Regions from separate parts of the Homo sapiens genome. Here region 1 is linked to region 2. The links are chromatin loops, found by intact Hi-C in ENCODE. Cell type or tissue: A673. All regions are shown on one strand. Links, peaks and the distances in the headings refer to the core of each region. The heading gives the core; the rest is flanking DNA.

Region 1 (8,000 bases), core at 1-8,000, 130 kb before region 2:
GAGACAAAATGAGAGTGTTCAGGCTGCTGGGTGCCTCAGGGACGTGTCCTCCACGCCCGGCCTCAGCCTCCCTTCCCATCTCTCCACCATTGCTCTCGTCCATCTTATGTGTTTGTCCCACACCTCTGAACACCATGTCCACCTGTGTCTCCAAGTGGGGCACCACAGAGCAAACCCGATGGATAGATCTGGTCCAGAGGCGGCCTTGTGGCCATGTTGGTGGATGGAGGAGAGCTGGGGGAAGACATGGGAGAATAAGGCTTAGAGGCAGGTGCCCCTCACTTGCCTTCCTTCCATCTGACCAAGCAGTGCTCTTTGTCAGGGTCACTGTCACCTGGCCTCACCAAAAATAGAATGAGCTCTGCGTGGGAAGGGAAGAAGGAGGAGGTGCTGTGGCCATAACCATGGGGTAACAGGGGCGTAGGGAGGGTGAGGCAATAGCTCAGGAGGACCCTCCCCAGCTGGCCCAGGGACTCCAGGCCTCAGGCTTTGGGGTGTGAGAGTGGTCAGGGAGGGGTGAGTTGTTTAATTTTCAAGTCTTATTACTAGAGAAGGCCTTGAGGGCATCCACTTCTTGTACTTTTCTCATGCTTGGGCCCCTCCACAGCATCCCTGCTGAGACATCAGCCAGCCTATGCTGGAATGCTTCTGGGGCCAGGGAGCTCAGCACCTCACCTGGCCTGAAATCACTGAAGGTTAGAGCTAGAAGGGGCCCTTGAGACCCTCAGGCCCTGCTCATGCTCATGTTTCCTGTCACCCTTCTTGCACTCTGAAAGTGACCTCCCTGTCACTCTTACCCTTAAGGAGAGTCTGCCCCCTGTACTTATTAGCCAAACTGCCTCCTTCAGATGTCACCTTCAATAGCTAAACTGTGGGGCAAGGCAGTGTGGGAGCTCCTCCACGCTCCTCACTATCATTTGCAAATTCCTTCACTGAGTATGTGTTCTTATTTAGTATGAATTCATATTCAGTGCCTACAACTGAGAATTGTTGAGAAGTCATCAAGAAGACCCACCTTGCCACTATGCACATCCTCAGTTTTGCCTACAACTGAGAATTCTTATTCATATGTATTCATATTCTGTACCTACAACTGAGCCAGGTGCTTGCTGTACTAAGTACTTGGAATACACTGGTAAACAAGGCAAATAAAAAAAATTCTGCCCTCAAGGAGCTGACATTCTAGCAGGGGAAACAGACAGGGAACGCTAAACATGATAAGTATGTAACTTATGTCATGATTTAGAAGGTGGCATGCGCCATGAAAAAGAAGAAATAGAGCCAAATAGGAGGGTTAGGATGCCCAGAGGAGGCTGCAACAATAAAGAGTGGTCGAGGAAGTCCTCACAGAGACGGTGATCTGAACAAAGGCATGAAATGTTCCATGGCCATTTGGACAGCATACAGGAGTCAGAGGGAGGAGTGCCCCAAGAAGAGGACATAAAATAGGATCACACCCAACAAGTTTGGGGCTAGACAGCAGAGAGCCACGTGGAGGCAGGGGGGCCAGTTAGGAGACCACTACACCATCCAGGTGAGAGATTATGACAGTTGAGATGGGGTGATGGTGGTGGGGTCAGAAGTGATGGAATACTGGGCATATCTTGAAGCTAAAGTATCCAGAATTTTCTGATGGATGAAATGAAGATTCAAGAGAAAGAAAAGAATCAACATGATTCCAAAATACTTGGCCTGAGATTCTAGAAAGATGGCAGCTCCATCCTGAGGTGGAGAACACTGTAAGTGGAACAAGTTAGGGGAGAGGATCAGAAGTTTGGTTTTGAGCAATGGACATGCAGGTGGAGATGTCAAGGACACAGTCAGTGACAGAAGACTGGATTCAGGAGGGAGCTCTGGAGACGTACATGCCAGTCATTGGCATCGAGGATGGCATGAGGGCATTGAGGATGTGCATAGTGACGAGGTGGGCCTTCTTGACTACTTCAGAAATATGTCTTGTCTGCCAATTCAGGATGGCCAAATGAGCACACACCCCATTACTCCTCTCGCTTGCAAAATCCACCAAAATATTAGATTTATCATTTATTGGTCATTGTCCTAACAGTACTACATATATTGTCTCACTCCATCTCAAAATAACTTATAAGAGAGCTGCATTGTGCCCGTTTTACAGATGAAGATGCCACAGTGCTGAGATCCAGTTATCCAAGGCCACAGGACTAATATGAAGCAGTTTCAAACTCAGAAGGCCCACTCTTAATCACCATGTTATACTGATGTAGCACATGTTCCAGCAAATCTAAACTTTAGCAATAAAAATAAAATCTAAGAAAGAAAATGTCACAAGATCCATGAGAATGTAGTACTCAGGTGTCCCAGAAAAAATTCTAAGCTGACAGCTACACAGCTGCCCCAGAAAACAATGCATCCAAAAAGTCAGAGGACTTGGGGAAGATTGCTCCACTTCCACCAGAGGAAGTCACTTCCACTCCAGAAATTATAGAAATAAGAACACAGAATAAAGATTCTAAGCAGGTCTAAGTCAATTCTAAACAATCAGATGAGATATGTTATTCTTCAATAAAAATTACAGCAAATAGAATGACAATTAGAAATCCAGGGAAAACAAGACAGTCTAAGAAAGTCGTGGTTCAAATTTGAAGTAACTGAAGTGTGGGTAACTGGATAATTAATGGAGTGGAGAAAAGAGACCTTTATTCATAGAACATTCTCCTTTGAGTGCCCAAGGTTTAATTACATAGTATTTTATTTCCTTTTCCGTGGGCCTAATCACAGTACTTGGTTCTGCAGTGACTCGTGTTTACATAATAATAATGCCTTAAATACTGTTTAAGGGTTTTCAATTTTTAGAATCAACTTCAAGCACAGAACACTTAATTATGGCTACTTCAGTATTCAAATTCTATAAACACGTGCAACACAAAAGTGATATTATGGCTCACAGAACTCTGGAGGTGGAAAGCAGAGGAAAGTCTACATGCACTAACTTTGTGTATGTGTGTGTGTGTAGTGGAGAATCAATATAGACTTTTTCTAAAAATAATACATCAAAAAATTGAGATTTGGCTGGGTGCAGTGACTCACAGCTGTAATCCCAGCACTTTGGGATTGATTCACAAGGCCGGTGAATCATTTGAGCCAGGAGTTTGAGACCAGCCTGGTCAACATGGTACAACCCCGTCACTAATAAAAATACAAAAATTAGCCAGGCATGGTGGCATGCGCCTGTAATCCCAGCTACTCAGGAGGCTGAGGCAGGAGAATTGCTTGAACCCGGGGGGTGGAGGTTGCATTGAGCCGAAATTTCTCCACTGCACTCCAGCCTAGGCGAGAGAGTGAGACTCCGTCTCAAGAAAAAAAAAAAAAAAAAAAAAAAAAAGGGAAAAAAAAGAAAAAGAAAGAAATTGAAATTTAGGTCCTTTTTTTTAAAGCATAAATCTAGCCATTAGAAAAACCTAGTCATATTACAGATTGAAACCAGGAAGTAAAGGGGACAGGAAGACAGGAAAGCCCTATAATGCCCTAAATTCTTCATCTTTCCTACAATGTAGGTAATAGACACCATCTAGTATAGTTTGGATGTGTGTTCTTGCCCAAATCTCATTTTAAAATGTAATCCCCAGTGTCGGAGGTGGGGCGCAGTGGGAGGTGATTGGATCTCCGGGGCAGATTTCTCATGAATGGTTTAGCACCATCCCCCTTGGTAATGTCCTCACAATAGTGAGTTACTGTGAGATCTGGTTGTTTACAAGTGTGTGGCCCCTACCCCTGCACTCTCCCTCTCTCTCTTGCTCCCACTATGGCCATGTGATGCACCTGCTCCCAGGTTGCCTTCGGTCATGATGGTAAGTTTCCGGAAGCCTCCCAGAAGCTGAGCAGATGCCAGCGTCATGCCTCCTGTGCAGCCTGCAGAACCGTGAGCTATTAAACCTCTTTTCTTTATAAATTATCCAGTCTCAAACATGTCTTTATAGCAAGAGAGAATGGACTAACACACTATCTAAAGTGGATAAATCAAGGATTTCCATGTATTATCATGTTATTTATGTTTGTGTGCTGACCAGATAACTAAAAACAGAAAACGCTAATCACAGGAGTAAACCGAGCTACAGGGAGGAGAAACTTTACTTTTTATTGTATGTCTGTACCAGCTGTTTGAATTTTTAAACATGAGCACGTATCCTTTTGCCACGTATGTGCCTATTTAATGTGAAGCTGCGTCAGAGCCTTCTTGTTGCACATTGAACTCAAGTGCAGCCACAGTTCTAACAAATGGCCAATAGGTGTCACTAGGTCCCTGGGCTGTGCGGGGCTCTGAGCAGAGTAGCCAGGAGAGCTGACTGTTCTGTCTCTTTTGGACCCTGACAGGGAATGGGGCAAAGGGAGGCAGCAGCTGGAGGCCAGTGGCTTGCCAGCAGCAGAGCCGGCATTCGGCACACAGCTGCAGTTCTCAGGGCATGGGCAGCCCCAGATGGCACCACCACGGGGAAAATGTCCCGATGGAGGAGGTTCACAGAAGGCTGGGCTGGGCCAGCCTGCGTTAGGAGGGCAGAGACTGTGAGAAAGCAAAGGAAGCCAGTGAGAAAACAGAAACTGAAGCAGAGAGCAGTACTTGCATCAAGTGAGAGTGCCTGAGCCCACCTTCCCTAGATCCACCACGTGCCAACTTTGTGACTGCAGCAAGCTGCTCAGACCAGGAGAGCTGAGCACCTGGGAGTGGAATAATAGCAGTGCCCACCCTGCACAGCTCTGAAGACTAAAATATTCATAAACATTTTAGAAACTGCTTCTCAGTTTGGCAATTTCCTATAAAGTTAAGCATACACTTGCTGTACAACCCAGAAAATCCCCCCTAGGTTTTACCCAAATGAAATGAAAGCTGAGATTTACAGAAGAACCTATACAGTATATTTTTAGTAGTTTTGTTTATAGTCACCCAAAACTAGAAACAACCCAAATACCCCTTAATAGGGAAATGGATAAACAAATTGGACAAATTCTATACAATGGAATCCTATTCAGCAACTAAAAAAATGAACAAACTCCAGAAACACACAAGAACATGCGTTGCAGGACTTTTTCTTCTTTCAGCTAAAAATGGGGTTCTTTGTCCCACGGTCATGAAAATTCAGGCTCACAGACAATTTTAATGGTGAGTAAGACAAGTTTTTTTGGGTAAAGAGGAAGAAAAGGAGCAAACAGGGACTCTTGCAATGCCAGAGTCCCTGCTAGAGCACTTCCCGCCTGCCTTGGAATCCCAGGTTCCACACAGGAAGAGGAGGGGCCCAACTCCTCCCCACAAAGGGTGTGAACTTCTGTGGCTCCACCCCATTGTGCAGGCTGGTTGGAGTTTTTCCGGGGAGCCCTCTCCCGCCTGGCTGTCTCGTTCCCCTTTCTAAAGAAGTACATCAAACTTTTGTTAGATTAAGGATAAGGACGAAGACCCATTTTAACTGCTTCCTGCTGACAGGGGATGCTGTTTTGGGGAAACAACAGTCCGAGCTCCCTCAAAGGTCTATTTAAGGTTTCCCAGCAGAAGGGGACATTGTCAGAGGCTCCAGCTGCATGACTATTTGGAGTTTGATGGCCTGAAGGCAAGAAGAGACAAACTATGTTATTAGAAAACATGTATCCAAATGAAACAAGGGGAGGGTTAAGGACAGCTCAAAAATTCTGAGGCCTTTTACCAGTTTGCACAGGAAGAGGGAGGCCAAAAGCCCAACTGGTTAAAATACTTTACCCTTTTGCCAGCATGTTGGGCTTCTGGGTTCTCTTCCCCTGAGCCCAATCCTATGGCAGCCATTTTAAGGTTTGGGAAATTAACTCCTTCCAGTTTGTAGGATGCATCTGAAGGGAGTGTCTTGTAGTACAGAGACACAATTACCTATTAGTGAAGAGAGGACAGAGAAGGAGAAAGGAAAAAAAGAGGCACCTGTTAAAGGAGTCCCAGAGGTTCAGGATGCATTTGGAAGGGGTACAGACTGAAGATGAATGGCTACCCATCTAGAAAGAGGGGAGCAGACATCCCTGGCTCCCTTCTCTTCCTAGCAGATACCCGGGGATGTGACGGAGAGAAGGAAGAGTGTCCTCTTTCCTCTTCCGTCCTTGCATCCCCAAGTCCGGGCGACTTAGGCAGGTCTGGCGTGAGTGCAAAAGAGCTTTGCACCCATGAAGCAGGGGGCCCTTAGGGGTGGGAATCATCCACTCTTACCCATGTATGCCGTATCTCCCTTGCTGTTGGTAGCCTTGGAGTTCCCTAGATCTCATTTATGCCATGGACATTAACGTGGCCTTTATCCATGAAATAGCAAGCTCGGGGTTGGCTTAATCAGCAGAAATTAGCCACGCTCACCTGCGCTGTGCCTTTTAACCTTTGTAGCTGCCTGCCTCTGGATCTGTTAGATCCAGTTCTCTTTCTCTTTTTTTTCTTTTTTTTTTTTTTTTTTTTTTTTTTTAGACAGAGTCTTGCTCTCTCACCCAGGCTGGAGTGCAGTGGCAAGATCTCGGCTCACCTCAAGCTCTGCCTCCCAGGTTCACGCCATTCTCCTGCCTCAGCCTCCCGAGTAGCTGGGACTACAGGCACCCACCACCAAGCCTGGCTAATTTTTTGTATTTTTAGTAGAGATGGGGTTTCACCATGTTAGCCAGGATGGTCTCGATCTCCTGACCTCGTGATCCGCCCACCTCGGCCTCCCAAAGTGCTGGGATTACAGGCGTGAGCCACCATGCCCGGCCCAGTTCTCTTTCTTATAGCATTGACCTGAAGCTTGGAATTGAGTTTGGGACAAAAATGTTTCCCAGGGGGTTGCATGGACTCCTTATCATAAGCCAAATGCTAAGGTGCAACTGTGGAACTGAGTCCTCCTCCAACAAGGGAAAGAAAAGGATGTCTTGTGACACACCCAGATAACTGGTGGCTTCAGTTATGCTTGCTAGGATTTGGGTGCATGGTCCTTGGCTTTGGTTAGCTCCCTTGGTGTTACTTTCCCAAAAAAGAAACCTTCAAGTGATGGGCATCCTATTTATTCCCATCACCTGGCGGGATTTGCAGGATAATTGCTCAGAACTAGAATATCGATCCAGATTTCTACATTACCCATACCTCTTGTTCTTTCTGAGCTGTAGCTGGAGATTGCTGGTTGGTTCACAGGAACAAGCAGGGTTATCCTAAAATGTAGGCAAAAACTTACAAACAACTAGTGTGTTTAGAATTTAATGACAAATATATGATAAGCTTTGAAATATAATTTCTCTCTCTGTAGTCCTCATGTTTGTTAAAAAACAAATCATCATAGGACTGAGGGTTTGCAAAATAGACTTTGGTTTTATACTTGGCCTGATTATTTCCATAAAGTACAACAAGAATAATTATTTCTACATAGGCCTTTTGGATTGGACTTGATGGAATTCTGTTCCACAAGGCATCTCAGATAAGACCTTTTAAAGTTGAACCAACCCAGCCATGGGTTTGTATCCTCGAATACCTGTGAGTTGAGTGGTCCTCTCCTTTTAAGATCCCAAGATAAACTTGGAGCTCCTAGACCTGTTAGAAAGTCACATTCTTTACTGACCACAGGTCAGGAACCTTGTACAGAGACTGTGTAGGGGAGGGTGTGAGGCCACACTTCCATGAGGCTTTTATTGGTTCTGTAAGTCAAGCTTGACTCCTTAAAGGGAAGTATGCCCTTCCAGTCAAACCCTTGGTAGAATAACCATTTTTTCTAATTGGGTCCTGTTGCAAAAGAAAAACGGATTCTTCGTGCACTGATGAAAAAAACTATATTGCCATAAGAATACTCACAGATAGTTTCCAAAGTCTAGAGGAACCAGGCAGAGAGAAACAAACATGTATATACCTGAGGACTAAGCTCTGATTCTTTATCTTGCCCAAATTCCTACCCAAAGGGTCTAATGAGTCATGCCCTACAAACTATAAATTCTCATCAGATGGGCTTTATTTTAACCCTGTATATCATGACTTACTTTCCAATCTGACTCTGGCATAACAAGGAAGAAAA
Region 2 (15,416 bases), core at 1-8,000:
GACTTAGAATACACAAATAGGGGCCCAGCAGGGATTGAAGCTGTCCGCCCAGAGGAACCCGCAGGGATTCTGAGCTCAGAGAGGCCAGGTGGGATGCAGGGTTGGGTGAGAAGTGGGGCTGAGGCAGGGAGCTTTGTGGGAGGTCCATGTATGATACAGTCAACCCCCACCCACCACCAGCTCCAGACACCAACCTTCCAGAAGCCAGGCATTTCCTCCTCTGACACCAACAACGGAGGGCTCTTCAAACACAAAAAGGAAAAATCCCTGAATGTATGGTCTGGAGAGAACTCAGGCAGCTGGTGTGGGCAGTGGAGTCTCAGGAAAGCCCCCCTCGTTGTTTAAATTTTTTTCTTCTTAATTATTATGGGTACATAATAGGTGTATCTATTTATGAGGTACATGGGATGTTTTGATACAGGCATACAATGTGTAATAATTACATTCCTGTAACTGGGACATCCATCTCTTGTACACTGTTAGTGGAAATGTAAATTAGTACAGTCACTATGGAGAACAGTATGGAGATTCCTCTGATGGAGGAAGATTCCACTGATGGAGAGATGGCTCGGGCCTGTGGTAGGGCCAGCTTCTGCCCAACGTCACTGTGTTGGTGACATTTGCACCCCAACCACAGCAGACTGCTGCCTTTCTGCAGGACTTCCTTTATCTCAAGAGTTCCCTCTCGGTTCTTGGTTTCTTTCATCCATCAGAGGAGGACCGACCACATCACCTACTCCAACCTCCAAACCCACCAAGGACTCAAGCCACAGCTATTCCACCCACCAGGGAAGTTTGTGGTCTCTGCAGATCCCACCTGCAACCCCAGAACGTGCCCACAGACCTTTGAGCCCCCTCTCGATGGGGCACAGAGGGGAGGGAGAGCCCAGCAGGAGCTGTTCATTGGGAAAACAACTCCTCATTTACAGGGGTTAGCCCCATCCCTTATGGACCACAGAAGGATGCCCTGTCAGCCTCCAGCCTTCCCACCTGCATAAGAGCCTTCCCTGCCATCCCCTGTCAAATGTCTGCTGTCCCTTCCACATGCAGCTCACATGGCCCTGGGGAGCCATCCCCGACCTGTCCCAGGTGAATTAGGTGCTCTGGGCCCTACCAGCACTCTTAGCTGTTATCCATGAATACCCTGAGGTTCTCATGTATGCTCTGGAACAAGACAGCAGCTTCCAGCTAAGCTACAGGCAGCAGCCTGGACTGCTTGTCATGCAGCACATATTTACTGAGCACACCTGAGCCTGGCACTGGAGGAGACTTCCCTTCCTGTCCAGTCACCATCTGCTGCTGTCACTGAGCTCCTAGGTGGCTTCACAGAGAGCACAGCCTCACCCAGCACCTCCCCTTCCGACAGACACCTCAGCCCACAAGTGGCCCAAGCTACGTGTTCTGTGGAAAAATGAAGGAGAGCTCCTCTCCTTTAGTTGTCTTCAGGCGGCCCTGAGCAGTCAGGTGTGCGCTGTTGTTCCATAGCTGACAGCGCAGCCCACCCTGGCTGTGTGGTGCCCACCTCCTTAGGAGCCTGCAGGGCTCCAGCTCAGGGCTGGGCCCAAGACACACTCCAGCGTCAGCCATCTTGCTTGCTGGGGAGGCACCTCAGGTACAGGTTGAACTTCTGAAATGCAGTTTTTTACCCTCAGCAAAGAAAAATGAGAGAAAAAAGTAACAGTTTAAATTGTGTAGCAATTCTACCCCACTAGAATCAACTTCGCTCAAATACCTAAAGCCTTGGCGTGAATATGAGTTGGAATTTGTAAATCCATGGTTCCCTTGGTCCATCTCTCTGTTCCCACCCACCTTTCTGGGTGCCCATGGTTTGCTGGTATCTGATTAAAGGCCAGCTCTCAAGGAGCGAAGAGCCCTGGTTTCAAGCACTTGGCAATTTCTGTGGTGTAAATACCCCACTTTGGCTGATTTCAAGCTACCAACATCATGACTGTGAATATAGATTTGGGAGGAGATGAACAAAACCAGCTCACAAGTGGTTTCCAGCTGGCTCCAGCACACACTGTCCACGAGTGCATCTAATGTTTAAATGTGAAGGGCACATTTTTCACATAGCATGGCCCCTAAACATCAGCCAACTGTTTCATCAGGAAGAAAATGCAGGCTCTTCTAAAGCAGGAAAAACTCTAAGGGATTCACAAGAGTAATTGTATTTATTTTTCTATTTTTAAAATGTTATTTTCTATTTAATTGACAAAATCATGTATATTTTTGTACACAACATGTTTTTAAATACGTGAACATTGTAGATGGCTACATCTAACTAATTAACTTATACATTAATTACCTCACATACTTATCGTGTGTGTGTGTTTGTGTGTGTGTGTGTGAGAGAGATGAGAAGACTTAAAATCTACTTTCTTGTAAATTTCCAAGAATACAGTGTGTTACTATTAGCCATGGTCACCATGTTTTACAATAGATCTCTTGGACTTACTATTCTTCTCTAACTGAAATTTTGTATCCTTCGTCCAACATCTCCTCCCACTGTGCCCTTACCTCTGGAAATCACCATTCTACTTTCTACTTCTATGACTTCAACTTTTTAGCTTTCATATGTAAGTGTGGTCATGAGATATTTTTCTTTCCATGCTGGCTTATTTCGCTTAACGTAATGTCCTTTAAGTTCATCCGTGTTGTCATAAATGATTGAATTTCCTTCTTTCTAATGGCTAAATTGTATTCCACAGTGTATAGATACTACATTTTCTTTATCCGTCCATTATTTGATGCACACTTAGGTTGATTCCGTATCTCAGCTATTGGGAATAGTGCTGTAATAAACACGGAAGTGCAGCTATCTCTTCAACATACTGATTTCACTTCCTTTGGTTATATACCCAGAAGCAGGATTGCTGGATCATACGGTAGTTCTGTTTTTAATTTTTTGAGGACCCTCCATGCTATTTTCCCTAATGACTGTACTAATTTCCATCCCCACCAAGAGTGTACTTGGGTTCTGTTCTTCCACATCCTCACCAACACTTGCTGTCTTTCATCTTTTTGATAATAGCCATTCTAAGAGGTGTCGGGTGATAGCTCACTGGTGTTGATTTGCATTTCCCTGATGATTAGTGACTTTGAGCATTTTTTCATATACTCGTTGGCCATTCATATGTCTTCTGAGAAATGTCTATTCGGATCCTTTGCCTACTTTTTAATCAGATTCTTTGTTTTCTTATTGTTGGGTTGTTTGAACTCCTTATATATTTTGGATAGTAATCCCTTATCAGATGCGTGGTTTGCAAATATTTTCTCCCATTCCATAGATTGTTTCTTCACTCTGTTAATTGTTTCCTTGGCTGGGCGGAGCCTTTTAGTTTAACGTAAGCCTATTTATTTCTTTTTGCTTTTGTTTTCTTCTGGTAGTTTTATAATTTCAGGTCTTATATTTAAGTCTTTAATTGATTTTGAGTTGATTTTTGCACATGGAGTGAGATGAAGGTCCATTTTCACCCTTCTGCATGTGGAAATCCAGTTGTCCCAACACCAGAGTAATTTTAACTGTACTTAACTTCCACTTTAAAACTTAATTCTTCCCTCCAGTAACCGAAGGAAAGGCATGGTTACTTCTCCTCCACCCTTCTTCACTAGGCCGTCCAAGCCCAGGCTGAAGGGAGTTCCCCCATCTACCTCCCCACCAGACTAAAATTTGAGGGCACAAAATGACTTTATTTTTGGGAGCCCAGCATGCTTGGAGGCAGAACTTGGGATCCAGCGGGACACTGATTCCATCCCTGCTTCTACCGCTAAGCTCTGTCATCCAGCACATCCTCAATGGCCTCATCTGGAAAATGGGATAATACCTCCTCTGCAGGGTTGCTGGGAGGACTAAATAGATAGAAGAAAGCCCCACACACAGCACAACACACAACAGGGCAACTCCGACTGCCTCCCCTCCCCCATTCTTCCCCAGAGAAACAGGGCTGAGCCATAGTCGGGCAATGTCGCCACTTAGTGGCTGTGCTCAGAATTGCCCAAAAGACCAACAGTTTCCGGATTTGAGGAAAACCGGGAAAGCACTTAGAGAAGAGGTGCTGGGATTCTGAGATGCCATTTGGCATTATGGAAAGTGACTGGGCACTAGCATCCGGAAAATGAGGTTCAAGTCCCAGCCTTGCCAAATATTAGCTGTTTGATCCTAATCAAGTTGTGTAACTTCTCTAAGCATCAGTTTCCTGTTGTGTAAAATGGAGACAAGAATTGTCATCTCATTAGATGAATGCTGGGTAAGCATTTGTTGCCCTTATCTTGCTCCTGACCCTCTTTTACTCCCTCTCCCCATCCTGATAAACATCACCTACCTGGTTCCTGACCCCCTCAGTAGTTCCCTTGGCCACATCTTTTCGACTTTATTTTTCAGATGTAGAACCTAATTTCCCCCTAAACCCTTTACCCCTCATGGGGAGAACCTCAAAGTCTACAGTTTTAACCTCAGTATCTTAGGTTTAAAAACTCTAAATTCTTATACTATGTAGTAACAGACTCCTGGTGATACATTCATGGTGACAAAATTATGTGGACAATGATTCATAAAGCAGAAAGCAAGTTACTCATTTATAATAGAAAAGATACTCCTGTCTGGGGATGGGTACCAAGTCAGCAAACCAAGATACTCCCTATTAATAGGGGAGTATCTTCCAGATAACAAGGGATATTACTGGACACAGACTCCGAGATGGTCAGGGTGAGGGACTTTACTCCCACATTCAGGAACACCCCGAGACCCCGTAACCCCGGCTGGAAACACCTCCCTGGTGGGCTGATGCCTGTGACCCTGCCCCGAGGACACATGCCCACCAGCCTCGCTTCTGCGCTGACCAGCGCCTTCCAAGTATTGAGCCCTCCCTAGATGGGCCGAGCCTTAGTCTGCTGGTCTGGGAAAGCCCGGGCTTTAGAACTGCACAGAACTGGGTCTGAATCTCATCTTCCACTTATTATCTGGGTGACCCGGGACAGATTGCTGAACTTGCCTGAGCCTATGAGCTCATCACAATGGTGCACAAGCACCCACTTCAGGGAGTGTCTGCGTTGAGTAAGTGAGGCCCTGTGCGTGCCCAGTGAGGTCCCTGGCATATGCTCAGCCAATGCTCCTATTTCATTCTGAACCCTGCATCTGGGAGATCTTTCCTCCATTCCGAAGGTGCTGGCTTTACCACCAGGCGAGAGTCATGGCTCTGTATTTTCCAATTTTTCTTTCAAAGTAAAACTATTAGACAGGCTTGGTGGCCCACACCTGTAATCCCAACACTCTGGGAGGCAGAGGTGGGAGGATGGCTTGAGCCCAGGATTTTGAAACCAGCATAGGCAACACAATGAGACCTCGTCTCTACCAAAAAAAAAAAAAAAACCTAAAAATTATCTGGGCGAGGTGGTGCACACCTGTGGTCCTAGTTACTTGGTAGGCTGAGGTGAGAGGATTGCTTGAGCCAGGGAGGTCAAGGCTACAGGAAGCACTGATAGCACCACTGCACTCCAGTCACGGCAATAGAGGGAGAACCTGTCTCAAAAAAAAAAAAGAAAAGAAAATCTCCTTGAGGACAGCAAACACCTGAGGATAGATACACACTAATTCTTTTAGTCAACTTATTTCTGCATTTTAAAGTATGAACCACTGAAACCCATTTACAATGAAAGAAAATTTTTAAAGTGTATATTTATAACACTTCCCTCCACACCCCCAGTAGATTCTTCACTCATCAGAAAGAAATGTCATTAAACCTAAGCAAATGGATAAGCTGAATAGATTACGTATTTGTTTTCAAAGGACTAGAAAGAACAGGTTATGAAAAAGGCAATTATTTCAAATGAACATTAGGAAACCATGGGGAACTGTATAAATGTGTGCCTAGGGTCGCAGTCTCTGGGGTAGAGTTAAGTGTGTGGCATGATCCCAAGAGCCTCACCAACCAAAATACCAATCAGAGATAAGAAAAGGCTAAAAATGAGGCAGAAGCCCTCGCTCCTGTCTGGGATTTGGTTAGAGAGTGTAGCCCTTTTCTTGCCAGGACCCTCACTCGACACCAGCTCCATCAAGGAGTGGATGTTTTCTCCCCCACTCACCTTCAGAGACCTTTACACTCTGCAAATGATGTTGGCTGCTGTTGCCAAAGTCCTCAAAACCTCCCTACATGGAAGAATTTCTCCTGTGCAGAGATGGCTGTCCTCGGGGCTGAACACTTCCATCTACTGAGATCTGCCGTGAGTCTCCTCATGACCTGGAGGGAGATCTGGCCTCTGCCCATCACACCTATGTAACTACTCTGCTCTCTGCCCATCCTTTCCCCTGGACCTTCTGGTCAGGGAATGTGCAGAGGGAAGGAGGGAAGTCCACTGTCCCCATTCCCTGTAGGGTGGGCAGATGCAGGAGGGCCCATTTATTAGAATCTAACCATGCAAAGAACATCCCCACTCCCACCCAGAAAAAATGTCTACTACTAATTGATTGGCCTGGGTGTCCCTATCCTTAGGGCTTTGAAATAGGTTTTATCCCTTTGGAAAGCTGTCCTCACCAAAGGACAAAATCTGCTCTTCTAACAAATTTATTTGCAGGCTTCTGAATAATCTCTGGGGGCCCTGGGCATCTGCTCTACGTGTTTACATCTGGCTGTGTGCTCCCTGAATATTTCATTCAGTTAACAGTCATTTAGTGCCTACTATGTACAAGGCAATGAGGCTAAGCACTTGATATGCATTATCTCAATTCCCAAAATAACTCTTTGTGGTGGGTATAATCAATGTATTCACTTTATAGATGAGAAAACAAGGTTTAGAGGATCAAAGGGACTTAATCCAGATCCAAGGCTGGTAAATACTGGAGCAAAAATTCAAACTCAGATCAGTCTGGCCCCGTATCATTTTTTCTATACTTCCAATACAGTGTTTAAAAAGAAAACAACTTAGCTTGGACATAATTTACATACCATATATTTCCCCATTTAAAGTGTACATTTCAATACTTTTTAATATATTCACAAGTTTGTGCAGCCATCAAAACAGTCCATTTTAGAACTTTTTTTTTTTTTTTTTTGAGATGGAGTCTTGCTCTGTTGCCCAGGCTGGAGTGGAGTGGTGCGATCTTGGCTCACTGCAACCTCCGCCTCCCCAGTTCAAGTGATTCTCCTGCCTCAGCCTCCTGAGTAGCTGGGATTACAGGCACACACCACAATGCCCGGCTACTTCTTTTAATTATTATTTTTAGTAGAGATGGGGTTTCAGCATGTCTGTCAGGCTGGTCTCAAACTCCTGACTTCGTGATCCACCTGCCTCAGTCTCCCAAAGTGCTGGAATTACAGGCACGAGCCACCGTGCCAGGCCAGGACATTATTACCTCAAAAAAAGTTTGTATCCTTCAGCCATCCACCCATTTTCTCCTATTCCCCATCTTTCCTCAGCCCTAATCTAATTTCTGTCGCTATAGAGTTTCCTATTCTGGACTTTCATAGGAGTGGAATCAAATAGATGTGGTCTTTTGTGACTGGCTTCTTTAATTCAGCACAAGATTTCAAGGTTCATCAGTGTTGTGTTATAGTTCAGTTCTAATATCGCATTATATGGATATACAATTTTTTACTTATCTATTCATTCATCCACTGAGTTGTTTCCACCATTTGGCTATTATGAACAATGCTGCTATAAACACTCATGTGCAAGTTTCTGTGTGAACATGTGTTTTCATTTCTCTTGGGTATATGCCTAGAAGTGGAACTGCTGGATTATACGGTAAAATTCTATGTTCAATCATATGAGAAACTGACAGACTGCCTTCTAACACAGCTGCACTTCGCCATCAATGTATGAGGGCTTCAATTCCTCCACATCTTTGCCAGCACTTGTCGTTATGAACTTTTTGATTCTAGCTATCCTGATGGATGTAAAGTGGTATCTCAAGGTTTTGGTTTGCATTTTCCTGATGACTAATGCTGTCAAGCACCTTTTCATGTGTGTATTGGCCATTTGTATATCTTCTTTGGGGAAATGCCTATTAGATCATTTGCCTATTTGTAAATTAGGTTATTTGTCTGTTTATTCTTCAGTTGTGAAAGTTATTCATATATCCTGGATAAAAATACCTTATCACATATACAAATGCAAATAATTTCTCCCACCTGTGGATTATCTTTTTATTTCGTTTTAAAAACTATTTCAGGCAGGGCGCAGTGGCCCACACCCTTAATCCCAGCACTCTGGGAGGCCGAGGCAGGCGGATCTCCTGAGGTCGGGAGGTCAAGGCCAGCCTGACCAACATGGAGAAACCCCATCTCTACTAAAAATACAGAATCAGCCGGGCATTGTGGCACATGCCTGTAATCCCAGCTACTCAGGAGGCTGAGGCAGGAGACTTGCTTGAACCCGGGAGGCCAAGGTTCTAATCAGCCAAGATCACGCCATTGCACTCTAGCATGAGCAACAAGAACGAAATTCCATTTCAAAAAAAAAAAAATATATATATATATATATACATATATATATTTCAGTATTTTATTTTATTTTTACATTTTCTTCCTGTAAAAAAATAATTCAAACCTAGGGGTCTTCAAGGCTCAAGGGCAATATAGACCCTGGTGGGGACTGACCCCCGCTGCCAGAAAAGGATTTGATCAGAGTCTTCTTAGAGAGATCTTCGGTTTTTCACAGTTCCAGGATGGGGCAAGAGGTGGTAGTTTCAATCCACATTCCCAGATGGGCTCATCTGATGATGAGAAAACAGCCCTTCATGGAGCGTATGTATGCAGAGAGAACCACATGTTAAAAGCAACAGGCACACATAACTTTTAATTACAAATAATAAATGGTTCAGAAGCAAAACACTGCAGATCAGATGTAGCATGAAAGAGCTGGGAACTGGGAGGAAATGGACGTGACATTCCAGGCAGAGGGAGTGGTGTGTGAGAAGGTCTGAGATAGGAGGGAGCAAGTGTGATTCAGGGGCTGATGGCTTCTATTGAGGTCCAGTTTACATCCAGTACAATTCATCAGTTTAAAGTATATTAACAAAGTTTCCTTGTGTTTCTTAGAGAAAAATTTTAACTTTTCTACAACTGCATATTAGATTCATGTACTGTTTTTCTTCTTACATGGGAATGGGGGACTGTCTGGCCTGGTCTGTCATTTTTCTGATGATATCATGAGTCAAACCATGTCTCCCCTTTCTGTTTGCATCTTCCCCCTGGAACTTAAGTTGAGAGAGACACATGTTGATGTTCTCTGCTTATCTACTGTGTAGACACAGGTGGGTTTAGAGGCTGGACTGTGGGTAGCTATCTTCTGAAAGCTTAGTTTCTATGGTCTTTCTCTGAATTTGTTGAAAACATTTGCACTTCAGGTCAGTGTCCTGGGCTTATGCAGTGTTTTCCAGTGATGGTAGTGCCCCATTAATGTTCATATCTGTGAGTGTGTATTTTAGTTTCTGCAAGGCCCACCAACTTGGTAACCAGTATCATTTGTGTTACTATCTCTGGGAGCAGAGCCTAAAGAAAACAGCAGGCGGCTGGGCGTGGTGGCTCACGCCTGTAATCCCCATACTTTGGGAGGCCAAGGTGGGTGGATCATGAGGTCAGGAGTTCGAGACCAGCCTGGTCAGCATGGTGAAACAACATCTCTACTGAGAAACAGAAAATTAGCCAGGCATGGTGGTACACACCTGTAATCCCAGCTACTCAGGAGGCTGAGGCAGAAGAATCAATTGAACCCAGGAGGCGGAGGTTGCAGTGAGCTGAGATCATGTCACTGCACTCCAGCCTGGGAAATAGAACAAGACTCTGTCAAAAAAAAAAGAAAGAGAGAAAGAGAGAGAGAAAGAAAGAAAGAGAGAGAGAGAAAGAAAGAAAGAGAGAGAGAAAACAACATGCTCATTGCAAACCCTTCTGGGAGAATTTCTTGAGTAAGGATGAAGAGCTTTGCAGAAGCTACAAAGTTTGTTTCCTGAAACAAAAGGCAGAGCAGGGTATCTTGGCTGTTGTAAGGCTGAGATTTGAGTTCACTTGGAATCAAGCCATTCTTCACTCTTGAGATGCTTACTCAATGCAGATCAGCTCCCACTGCAGATATTAGAGAGACCAGTAATTACAATGGAATATTTGGAAATTTTTCTAACAGATGCCTAGCCACATCCTCACATTTCTTGGTGTGTGTAGCACCACTGTGGGAAAGAGCTGGTAACTTGGGTGAATTAATGGGACTCTTCTCCTTATATGTTAATTTGCAGAGGCTAGGGAGGGATGGAACCCACACATGGATTCCCAGCTTCCCAGTTGTGCTCCCAGGATATGATGCTGTTCTGCTTAAGACTCCTTTCAGAGTTCGCGCCTGAAGGTCCAGACCTGTGATGGCTGAGCTGAGCTGAGCAGGGCAGGGCAGGGTGGGTAACCCACGTATTTGGCCTCATAGTTGAAACCCAGTGTCAGCAGCCGATGGTTCTGGGGTATGTTGCCTCTGATGACAAAGCTGGTGGAGGCACGTGTGTTGGGGCCTTGAGACCACAGAGACCTACAGGGCAGGGGTGAAGCAGCTGCACTGCTTGACCCAAGTTGCACCTGGTGGCAGTGTCAGGAAGGATGGAGCAGACCTGGTAGTTTCTGCTCCCCAAGGTCTGGCTAGCTCTCATTCACTGAAGGACACAAAGAAAATATTACTAGCTACTGCAATAGTTTGTATTTACATATAACTCTTTTAGGGAAATATTTCAAATGTAATTAGCATTATAATGAATCAATACAGCAAGGGATTGAAATATTTGAAACATTTTTGAAATATTTCAAAGGTAATTAGCATTATAATGAATCAGTACAGCAAGGGATTGCGTAAAATGGGGTATAATTGAATTGAATTGTTGGAGTTGTATTCTTCAATCTATTGGCACCTGAAAAGGATGGGTTGATGATTTTTAAAATAGCTAGTTTTTAAGTAAAAGTTTTTAAAATGACTCAAATGTTGGTCCATCATATGGGTAGTAAATAGACTTAAGTCCATGACCAGTAGACCAAAAAAATATGAATGCACATTAGTGATGTTAAAAAGTCCAAATCACCCATTTAGTTCCAGTAGAATAACATTACCTAGCACATTAAATTAACTTGAATGTTATTGCTTTGTTTCTATTTCTATACTTTTAATTTTATTGTTTTGAGATAAGCATACGGTGTCTAGATTTTGTTTGTATGCCTTTGAGTAATGTGATAATAAAACAATTTAAGTCAAAATTGGGATTCAAAGGGCATGTTTGACTTTTAACAGGGGACTCATTCTCAGCCCCACACTAGTGTCTGCCACGCATAGTGTCAGTGACACCTAGTGGTTCAAGCAAGAACTGCAACTTCATTGAATGGTGGACGATTTCAATGACAAACAGGTTCTCCCTTAGATAAGCCTCTGGATTCCTCTGATGCGGTGTTGAAATGAGGGCCTACCAGTCCCTGGTGTCTCCCATATTGGCCTGTTCCACGCTGTAGCTCTTCAGCTATTTGAAGCGACTTTATGGAGGAGGGAATGACACTTTGTATACTAGGAACAAAATGTAGATACAAATGATGACTTTTAGAAGGAGAAAGTTTTCAGGAAGGCATTTCTAACAGTTAGAGTGGTTCAACAATGTACAGCACGAGAGCCACTAAGCCATGATTTTAGGATCACTTGGCAGCCTACTAGGCTCACTCACTAGCTAAGCCATCTACAATACACCAACCTCAGAGAATACACAATGCAATGTTTTTGTATTTGTAAATTTATGAATTGCTACATGCTACAGAACTTCAGGCAATTTATGAAAGGTCAAATCCACTGATTACAGAATTCTAAAGGTCATGATGGTCTTTCCAATGCTCTGTCCTCAGCAGCCTGTGCCTGACCCATTCCCATTACCATGCCTGCTTTCCCACCCAAGCTCAAGGCCATCCTGGAAAATGTTGCTTGCAGCATCATAGAGGCACCAACACCTCTGAACTCTCATAATTGTCTTTCTGAATCCTGGGATTGGGGACAGGGAGAGGAAGAGGGTAGAAGTGAAAATAAACCGAGCTTGCAGCACCTTCAGCACTAATCATGAGGTCTGCTGCTTTCTAACTGCTTCCCCACAGTTGTTTGGTGCCTATGGCCTCAGAATCATGTAGATCCTCTTTTAAGATTATAGTTCCTATCAACTGTTCTATAAATAACAACTTGAAATGTTATGTTTTCCCTTTGAGATATTCCCTCAGGTCTTGCATACTGATTAAACTACTGACTCAGTGGGTCTGAATGATCCCAGGAGCAGCTGACTCACCAAAATATGCAGTTTCCAATTGCTGATTATTTCTTCCCCCTTACCCCAACCAATCAACAACCCCAATTTTCTGGCATCTCACCCTCCACGATATCCTTAAAAACCCCAGCCCAGAACTTCTCAGGGAGATGGATTTGAGGATCTTCTTCTATCTTCTCACTCAGTGCCCTGTGATCACTAAACTCTTTCTCTGCTGCAAACCCTGCTGACCTAGTGTAAGTGGTCTGTTACTGCACAGCGGTCATAGAAACCTATTGGCCCTATAACAGTAGGTACCATTAATATATTCATATTTCCATTTTAGAAAGATGTGAAACTACTTTTCATAAGTTGTCCAGGCACACCCAGTTAGAAAGTGACAGAGCTGGGCGTCTGTCTGCAGACCTTGCACACTCAACTTCTGTTCTTGGAATGTGTCTCCATATGGTGGTCACTGTTAAGACCCACAAATCTGTCATCATTCCTAGGCCACATGAAGCCCTTCCAATCTTTGCAGGATTTTAGACCCACCTGTGTCTCCGGACGGACCATCCCTGCCTCCAAATGGAATGCCTGGAATTTCATTCATTTGTGCTCTGCCATGTTGCCAGAGTTTCCCCAAATGGGGCCAAATGTCAGCATGCTCTCAGGAAAAGGATGCAGTGTCACAAAGAAACTCCTGTCAAGTTTAGGCAGGTCACACAAGAGCAGGAAATCAAACATGAAGAGGATGGTCAGGGCCCCCAGTACAACATGCCCAGAGAACAGAACCTGCCACAAACAGCTCAGGTCCAGGGCCTATGGCATGGAGACCACGAAGCCAGGCACCTGATTCTAAGGAAAGGCCTCGAATCATGGCTGAGAATCAAAATGCAGAAACCATATGCATCTGATCTTTCCCAAATCTGGGAAGACTGGAGTCCAGAGGCCTCATGATCCCCTTAATTTATTAGGCTACCTCCTTCATTTAATGAGAACTGTCTTGTTAACCCCATTCTCAGGTCTGTAGAACCATGAGAGTTTTTGTTTTTAAATATCTTGTTTGAACACAAGTTCTTCTTATCTCAGGATCCCCATAAATCTCCTCTTTGTAAATAGGACTTTGGTCACCATCATACTTGGGATGAATATCTCATAATCTCTTAACTGCATTTTACCCATGACCTTACTAATTTTATCCCATTTGCTTGAAACAACTTTTTGTTGCCATCACTTTTCTTCCTGGCCTCTGTGGATTTTTCCTGAAGGCATCACAGTTGAAAGGCTTCACCCTTCTGAGGATGTTTGTGGATGCTGACCCTGTGTTCTCATTGAGTTTGCTCTGTGGATCGAACTCCTGAGCCTCCAACTGCAGATATTATGACACGTTAAGTACAAGGCCACCTTTGACTCTTTCATCGTCATGAAGGTGCAATTCTTTCCCTACCTGTTTGCAATTTGGAGCACATCTATTCTTTTCCCTAAGGCAGTGACTCTCAAACTCTAGGAAGCAACAGGATCACCTGAAACGCCCGTTGAACCATAGATTGCTGGGCCCCACCCATAGAGAAGAAGAAAACAGAGAGGAGGAGGGGATAGGAGGAGAGGGGAGAAGAGAAAAGAAATGACTAGAGTTATTGCATGTCATAGGGTCAGTGGTGAAATATGTATTTATTGTCTGTCAGTGGCAAAAGCTTTCAGGACTTCTGTCACCTCTCTGCTAAGAGTTCCTCCAGCCTCTGCTTGGTTAATTCCAGGGAAGGAGAAACCCACTGCTTCCCAGGATAGCACCTTAAGCCTTGGGGAGCTGAAACAAGTCACACGCCATGTGGGGGCAGGAGTGACAACCAGGAAGTCAGAGTTATCTCTGACCACAACTCCTTCTCTTATTTCCCTTGGTTGTGAACCTCTTTTTCTACCATGATCTCTGGCAGCCACTGGTATGTTTGCTGTCCCCATAGTTTTGTCTTGTAAGAGTGTCATCAACATGGAATCACACAGTTTGCAGTCTTTTGAGAATAGCTTCTTTTGCTTGGAATAATGCATTTGAGAGTCATCCATGTGAGAGAGGCAGGTGGCAGGGGGCTCCCCAGAAATACTCTAACCAGCCTGCACACTGGGGTGGAGCCACAGAAATTTGCACTCTTTGCAGTGGGGAGGACTCGGGCCTCTCCTCTTCCTGTGTGGAACCTGGGATTTGAAAAGTGGGAGGGAAATGCTCCAGCAGGGACTCTCACCTTCCAAGAGTTCTTCCTTGCCCCTTCCTTTTCACCCACCACAACCCTGTCTTACTCACCATTTAAATTGTCTGCAAGCCTGAATTTTCATGGCTGTGGGAGAAAGAACCTTGTTTTTAGCTGAACTAAGGAAAAGTTCTGCAACATTTTTGGCACCCAACGTTTGGCTAGAGAAGCAGTGAATGAAATGGGGACTCAAAACCTCTCGCTGTTGCTCCTAAGCCTTTTCATCCTCAGACTCCTGAGAGTAGATAAAACCATGCCCCCAACCCCCTTAGCTCCTGGGACTTTTAGTAGCATTTTCCTTCCTTTTTCAGGACCCACTGGTGAGCAGCAGCTCCCCACTGCTCTCCCCTCCCTGCCAGGGCTGGGATGCATGGCCCAAGGGTCTCACAGAGCCAGCTGGCTGGCATTTTCCACCACAAGCCACTGGAGCCTTCTCCTTCTCTGGTCAAGGGGTTCAGCTCCATTGGACAGTAATTAAGCTTTTCTCTTGGTAGAGGAACCCCTTGCCTAAGAATAAGAGATTCTTCCCCAGGCATTTTTAAACTATTCTCTTTTTTACCCTCTTCTCTACCCTGTCAGCAGTTAAGTTTTAAGCAAGATTTTTGTTTTTGTTTTTTGGGTTTTTTTTAGAAGACGTTTTACTAGGCCAAGCCCCACAACTATCACTGTTTGTACTCTCCATAAAGTTTTTCATTGTGAAAAAGAATCTCGTAGGGACTGGGTTTTCTTCTGCCTGTCTGTGTGTGTTATTATGTGTAATGTCTGTAAAAAGAGCTCTAATTAATTTGGCCTAAAGAAAGACCAGTACTTGAATCAAGTATTTTTTTAACGGAAGTTAAAAAGCTGCACTACACTCAAATCGTAGCAAGGATAACTATAGCCACCAGTTATCTAGGTGTGTCACAAGCCATCTTTTTCTCTTCCTTGTTGGAGAAGGA

Evidence for each region. A loop is a pair of places that touch in the nucleus more often than their neighbours do. Peaks named below come from ENCODE experiments on the same cell type or tissue, not always from the same donor. Only the 100,000 strongest peaks of a DNase experiment are listed, where the experiment ranks them.
Region 1: a loop joins it to region 2, with 4 times the contacts of the local background. A loop is called at or near these places in 55 of 110 quality-filtered maps.

What each region holds. Positions count from the first base shown.
Region 1 is chr1:157,502,112-157,510,111 of GRCh38, reverse strand. No RefSeq gene overlaps it. Among named protein-coding and RNA genes, the nearest start is that of FCRL5, 46 kb to the left of the region's middle. RefSeq lists an enhancer at 4,315-4,554. In A673, for the core only: a CTCF peak has its summit at 4,259 (motif pointing right); a DNase peak (open chromatin) is centred at 4,261.
Region 2 is chr1:157,365,994-157,381,409 of GRCh38, reverse strand. No RefSeq gene overlaps it. Among named protein-coding and RNA genes, the nearest start is that of LINC02772, 99 kb to the right of the region's middle. RefSeq lists a silencer at 11,298-11,367. In A673, for the core only: CTCF peaks have their summits at 3,756 and 3,971; a DNase peak (open chromatin) is centred at 3,939; H3K27me3 peaks cover 2,960 bases.